2 separate regions of the Homo sapiens genome follow, and region 1 is linked to region 2. The links are chromatin contacts, found by Hi-C or POLR2A ChIA-PET in ENCODE. All regions are on one chromosome and are shown on one strand. The core of a region is the stretch at or near the end of the contact, and the rest is flanking DNA. Distances in the headings are between cores, read along the strand shown. Region 1 has its middle 110 kb from the start of ZNF462. Region 2 has its middle 110 kb from the start of RAD23B.

Region 1 (2,947 bases), core at 294-2,793, 420 kb before region 2:
AATGCAACATCCTTCATAGCAATAGACTCAAAAGATATATCAAATGCAGATGACTGTGATACTACAAAAGATGTTTGAATATCCTGCGGTTTTCATGTATATGGGTATAAACTTTCTCTTTTTAATGCCCTTTCAGTCATGGAAAGAACCAAGGCCCTGCTGGTCATCCCAAAGGCCTTTGATTTAAGAGAAAAGAGTTCAATTCCAGGTTCTTATGAGCTGTGAGATTTTAAGCTGGTTCATTCCTCTCTTGTTGCTCAAAAAAAAAAAGTTTTTTTTAAACAGGAATTATATATGGGCAGTATCTTCCTGTCATACTTGTTGTACCTACATATGCAGAGTAAATGTGACTATCCCTGGTGATAATAACTGTCAATATTTTTCTTTTTACATTTTTCTATTAATGCATTGCAATTGTGATTGTTCATATTATTATAGATATTTATTAATATAGCTATTCATATGCTCATGTCCAGTGTAGTTCAACTCCAACTCTACCAAAATCTTGCCATGTGACCAAGGGTTAGTGACTTCACCATTTTGGGTCTCTTTTTTTAATAACATTGAGGGGCTTGATCCAGATGATCTCCAGTGTCCATGTTTCTCTCATCTTGCCTTTCCATTTTTCAGGGTTTCTCAACTTCAACACTACTGACATGATCTGATTCAGATAATTCTGTTTTGTGCTGAAGGGAATGGGGTGGGGTGTGGCTGTCCTGAGCACTGCAGGAGTTTTAGCTGCATCCCTGGTCTCTACTACCCACAGGCGTCCGGCCCAAGTTGTGACAACTGAAAATACCTTCAGACATCACCAAATGTTCCCAGAGGGTCAAAATCATCCCCGGTTAATAATCTGCCATATGCTTAAGGGTGTCAGGCTTTGAGCGTTAAAGATTTGATTTAGAAGGGCTTTAATATATCTTCCAATCACAGAATTCCAAATGACCATGATGCCGTGACTGATTTGAACTTACACTCATGCACATGATACGTATTTGGGAGAAGCCCTTGTCATCTCCAGTGTCTCTTCCACCTCTTGATTTCCACAGGGATAGTCATCTACATCTTTGCTAGAGGTGACAGCTGAAATATCCAAACCATGGGCTTGGGGTCCATCTGACCTAGTCACCAGTCAGGTGCCTCTGGGGAAATTCTTTAGTTTTTCTAATCTTTTTTTCACTTGTGAAATCTGGATGACACCTCAGAGCCACTCGAGGATGACAAAATGTGACAAGCACAAGTGTACCTAGTACCAAGGATGAGGACGAATCCATTTGAGGGAAGCTGTTGCTTTCATTGTTTCCTATTGAATATGATTACCACTCCATTATTTCCCAGCCATAGCCTCGGGGTTTGGACCAAGTTTTCTTTTGACTTAGGTGTTTCCAGTCAGAGTCAAAGAGAAACTCCTAAGGAATGGAGAGGACAAATGGTCCCGTTAGCAGTCAGAGGAATGCTGTGGACTAAGAGAGTGACTTTGGTTCCAGCTGAAATGTCAGCAGAGCGCTGGGAGAAAAGAATCTGTTTAGCAGGTGTGTTTGGAATCTGGCAGAGAGAGCTGGGTCAGGTCCAGGACCACTGAGCTGTTCTGAATGCCTTCTATGTTGACTCTCTGGGACTGAGACTCAGGAGTTAAAGGAGAGAACGTCTAAGGTAAACACACAACAGCCAGACAGTGGCTAGAATTTTTCCTCAGGCTTTCTGTGTCTCTTGCAGAACACCAAGAGGCCGGCAACATGAGTGTGGCCTGAGTCTGACGCCTTCGCCCACCCTCTTCCAGATCACCTGATCCGAAAGAAGTTACGAAAATAGCTCAGAATCTGGGCCTGCCTGGAAGAGACATAAAGATTCATTTACATGGGAAGGTGACTGCTCTGAATATCCACAGACGACGAATCTATGCTAATGGTTCAGTCTCCCACAAATCTGGGATTTATATAACTGGTTCCTACCCTTGTTCCTTGCCAGCAGAAATGCTTGAATTATCTTAATTCCAGAATGTAAATTATTCCAATTCTGAGGCCATCATTTTAAAGCTGTCAAAGTCAATATTTTTAACAGCCTAGAAAAAAATTACAACTGGAAAATGTCTAAACAAGTTGTGCTTGAGGTCTTGAGACAACTTCTGGCAAATATCTGTGCTGAGGTGGATAAATACCCTCCACTAATTTCACAATGAAGGAAGAACATAAATTTCTCTCAACACCAATTCGTGTGCCAGAGTAAATATGTTCGTCCACGGGCATTGACCACTTTTAATCTGTTACCTTCCATTTATGGACTAACCATTTGTCTTTATTTATTAATTTTCTTTTTTTTGAGACAAAGTCTTGCTCTATCACCCAGGCTGAAGTGTAGTGGCGAGATCTCGGCTCACTACAACCTCCACCTCCCAAGTTCAAGCAATTCTCCTGCCTTACCCTCCCAAGTAGCTGAGATTACAGGCACCTGCCACGATGCCCAGCTACTTTTTGTATTTTTAGTAGAGATGGGGTTTCACGATGTTGGACAGGCTGGTCTCGAACTCCTAGCCTCAAGTGATCTGCCCTCCTCGGCCTCCCAAGGTCCTGGGATTACAGGCATGAGCCACCATGCCCAGCCCCATTTATCTTTTAATGTGAAGATTTTTAAAATATATTAATTCTTAAAATAATAATATTCAATACTTGGTCATGAAAAAATAGGAAAAAATCCTTCCCTCGCCTCCATTCTTTCTAAATTTTCATTTCATTTCTATTTTAATCCACTTCATCCATTATTCTCTGAGTGTTACTGTGTGCTGGACACAGATCTATGGATGCTGAGATCTGTAAGAACTTCCTCAAGGTGAGAGAGGAGGCTTTCAAAGGAACTACATCACACTTGATCAGGAAGGAAATGGCAGCTCCTTTTTTAATGTACATATCAGTTTCCATGCAGGTGAATCATCCTCTACCTTATTAACTCT
Region 2 (3,114 bases), core at 584-3,083:
TACAAAAATTTTCCAGGAGTGGTGGTGTACACCTGTAGTCCCGGCTACTCAGGAGGCTGAGGCACAAGAATCGCTTGAACCCGAGGGGGCAAAAATTGCAGTGAGCCGAGATTGTGCCACTGCACCGCAGCCTGGGCAACAGAGTGAGACTCTGTCTCAATAACAACAACAACAAAAGTATGGTAATATCCTAGGCTTTCACACTCACTCACCACTGACTCACCCAGAGTTGCAACTTCCAGTCCTGCAAACTTTATTTGTGGTAAGTTCCCTATACAGCTATACCATTTTTTATTTTTTATACCACATTTTTACTATACCTTTTCTATGCTTAGATAAGTTAGATGCATACATACTTACCATTGTGTTACAGTTACCTACAGTGTTCAGTACAGTAACATGCTATACAGGTTTGCAGCCTAGGAGCACTAGGCTAAACCATGTAGCCTAGGTGTATAGTAGGCTGTATCGTCTAGGTTTGTGTAAGTACACTCTAGGAAGTTTGCACAACAATGAAATCACATAATGACACATTTCTCAGAACGTGTCCCTGTGGTAAAACTATGCATGACTGTGCTGTGCAAGGTGGTAATGAAAACACTGTATGTGGGACTAGGGATAAGAGTTGAGCTAGGACTGGAGAAGACAGCTGTCAACAGAAACAGAATCAACCATAGTCCCTGGTACTAGACAGGGAGCAGTGTCTGATGGAGCCAAATTCCAAATGTGGTTGATTGTTCAGAAGTGACAATTCTGCCAGAGATGGTTTGCAATGAACTTGCACTTTCAATTTGAAACAGAGATGGATGTGCATCAGCAAAATCAAGGAAGTGATCACTCCTCTCTACAGGAATAGGATATCACCTTTTCATTTTCATGGGCCCAATATGGACTAAATATTGCTATGTTTTGCTAGCTGCTGTGTAAGGTGCTGGTGCAGACCAGCCAAGTATACAATGGCTGCACTGCCAGACTGGAGAGTCCAGTGGGAGTTGGCATCAAGAAGACCCATACAGCCCATTAGGCTGCTTGGCTATGGGGGGCTGGCCCCTGGCATGCCACGTGCTGGGTGTGGTAGTCACCAGAAATAGACAGAGGGGCAGAAGGAGGCAGTAGCAGAGGCTGGACCGCTGAGTCCCTGCTTGGGAAGCCCCACAGCCTGGCTGAGGAAGACAGTGTTCATGTACACCCTGCTTCTGTCGGGATTGGCCCAGGGACTTGCGCTAGGCTGAGCCAGCAGGGAGTGGGGCTGCCGGCACAGGCAGCCTCTGTGGTGAGGGCACCAGCAGGGCCCAGATGGAAACTCTGACCGTGGTGTTAATTCATTCCTCTGTGGTTTTCTGTTCAGGCAAATACCAGTCTCTTGTGGGTTTGTTTAGCTTAAAGCTATTGGCTGTTGGGGCTAAGGCTCTACATCCTTGATTTCCAAGTCCCTGATTGGCCAAGTTTAAAGGAAGGGATGATCAAGTTGTTGGCTACTGGGAAGGACATAAAGCTTCGGAGAGCAGTTGAGGAAACCCTACTAATTTCCCCCCGACCTGAGGTACAACCCGGCCTGGAAATGCATTCTGTCCTGCTCATAATACAACACAAGCGTGTGAGGTTTCAGGGTAGGCAGTGAGCCTGTGTCCTCTCACATGTCTAATGCAACATCTTCTTGGGGAGAATATTGACTCTTCCAAGTGGAAAGCTGGCCTGGAGCCTCCTAGGAAAGGTGGCAGATGGAGCTTGGTTGATTCATGATACCATAGCGTCTTGTCCGTTTGTTGGATTGAGTATCCCCTGAAGAACTTTCCACACCCAAACCTGCCCTGGGACATTCAGTTCAACCCTCTGCAGTGAACTTTGGCCCAAATAGCAAGAGATTTGCTTCCACCAGGGCTTGGCCACAGACCAGCCGTGTGACTCTGAGATAATTCTCACTCTGTGACTCAATTTCCTCAGCTACTCTTGAGATAATTTTCAACACCGAAAAGAACAACTATTGCTGTAGCCAGAAATAAAAACTAGATATTAGTTATGCTAGATATTAAATGCCATCCAAGAGACAGTAAATTTAAGGGCCCCAAAGTGGTTTCAGGTCTCTGAGAGGAATTTACTCCCCAGCTTTGGAGAAGAAGCTAAGTGCTGTCCTTCTATTTCTGTCCTGCATTCAAAAAGTCATAAATAGTTAACTGTGTGAGTCCTTTTTTAAAACCTCCCAGAAGCATCTAAAAATAGCCTCTGGGGGCTCAATGCATATTTCCTCAGGTCCTCCTCTTAATCTTTCAGTATAGGTGGTGACGATTTATTGTTACTGTCACCTATGGATTTACAGAAACAAAAGCAGCTAGGCTGGAAGGCAAAGAGAGGAAGCTTTTCGTGTGGGAAGGGTCTCTTGGGAAGTGGAACCTAGCATCAATACAGGGATGAGACATGTCACCTCTCCTTTCCTTGGTTTCCCTGCTAGTAAAAGGGGAGAGAAGGAGAAGTCTGTCTCCCCAGGGTGCAGTAAGAATCTACCCTCAAGTAGGAAGCTTCAACAGACAAAGCAGAACCTGCCAACAGCCAAATGCTATTATGACAAGTCAAGTCCACACTCATTACATGCCTTTGCAGTGCATGTCACCCCTGCCGTTTCCTATCTCCAGGCCCAAGTGGGGCCCCTTCTGCCAGTTTTCCAGCCCAGTGGCATGACCGGAGGCTGACTGTCCATCATGAGCTTGATGGACAAGGGACAGGAACAGCCAAGCCCAGCTCAGCTACCTGCCTGTTCTTTTCAACCATGCCTCTGCTTCCCTTATGCTTAACAGCAGCATATAGCACCCCTCTCTGACTCTCAGCCATCTCCTTCAGGCAGGCATCCTTGCAAACAGACCATCAGCCCAGGGCGCTCCTATGGACTTAGAAGGAAGGATAGGGCAGGAACATTCCTGGCGGCCTCCGTGGCCTTGGTCCTCTCTCCTAACAATGCACAGTAATTAGCTGCATCTCGGGCCCCCTGACACCCCTTAACCTGGAAAATCAGGCAGACTTGTGCGACAGCAATCAGCTCCCAGACACATCCAGCCGTAATGTGATTACGCCATTTACCAAAATGCAAAGAGAGATACTTGAGGCGTTTCTGATTAGGGC

Evidence for each region. Hi-C counts contacts between places; a loop is a spot of excess contacts on that map. ChIA-PET counts read pairs that join two places held with the same protein, here RNA polymerase II (POLR2A). Pooled maps may share reads with other maps.
Region 1: a loop to region 2 is called in a pooled map, with 6 times the contacts of the local background. The contact joins two enhancer-like sites. A Hi-C loop is called at or near these places in 4 of 37 single-sample maps with no recorded cell type and 3 of 50 pooled maps. POLR2A ChIA-PET finds 5 or more read pairs at or near these places in 1 of 52 experiments (MCF 10A).

Annotation. Positions count from the first base shown.
Region 1 is chr9:106,754,293-106,757,239 of GRCh38, forward strand. No RefSeq gene overlaps it. Among named protein-coding and RNA genes, the nearest start is that of ZNF462, 110 kb to the right of the region's middle. Within about 2 kb of position 1,544, at least 6 of the 41 ENCODE cell types and tissues checked have a DNase peak (open chromatin) inside an H3K27ac peak, as active enhancers do.
Region 2 is chr9:107,173,403-107,176,516 of GRCh38, forward strand. No RefSeq gene overlaps it. Among named protein-coding and RNA genes, the nearest start is that of RAD23B, 110 kb to the right of the region's middle. Within about 2 kb of position 1,834, at least 7 of the 41 ENCODE cell types and tissues checked have a DNase peak (open chromatin) inside an H3K27ac peak, as active enhancers do.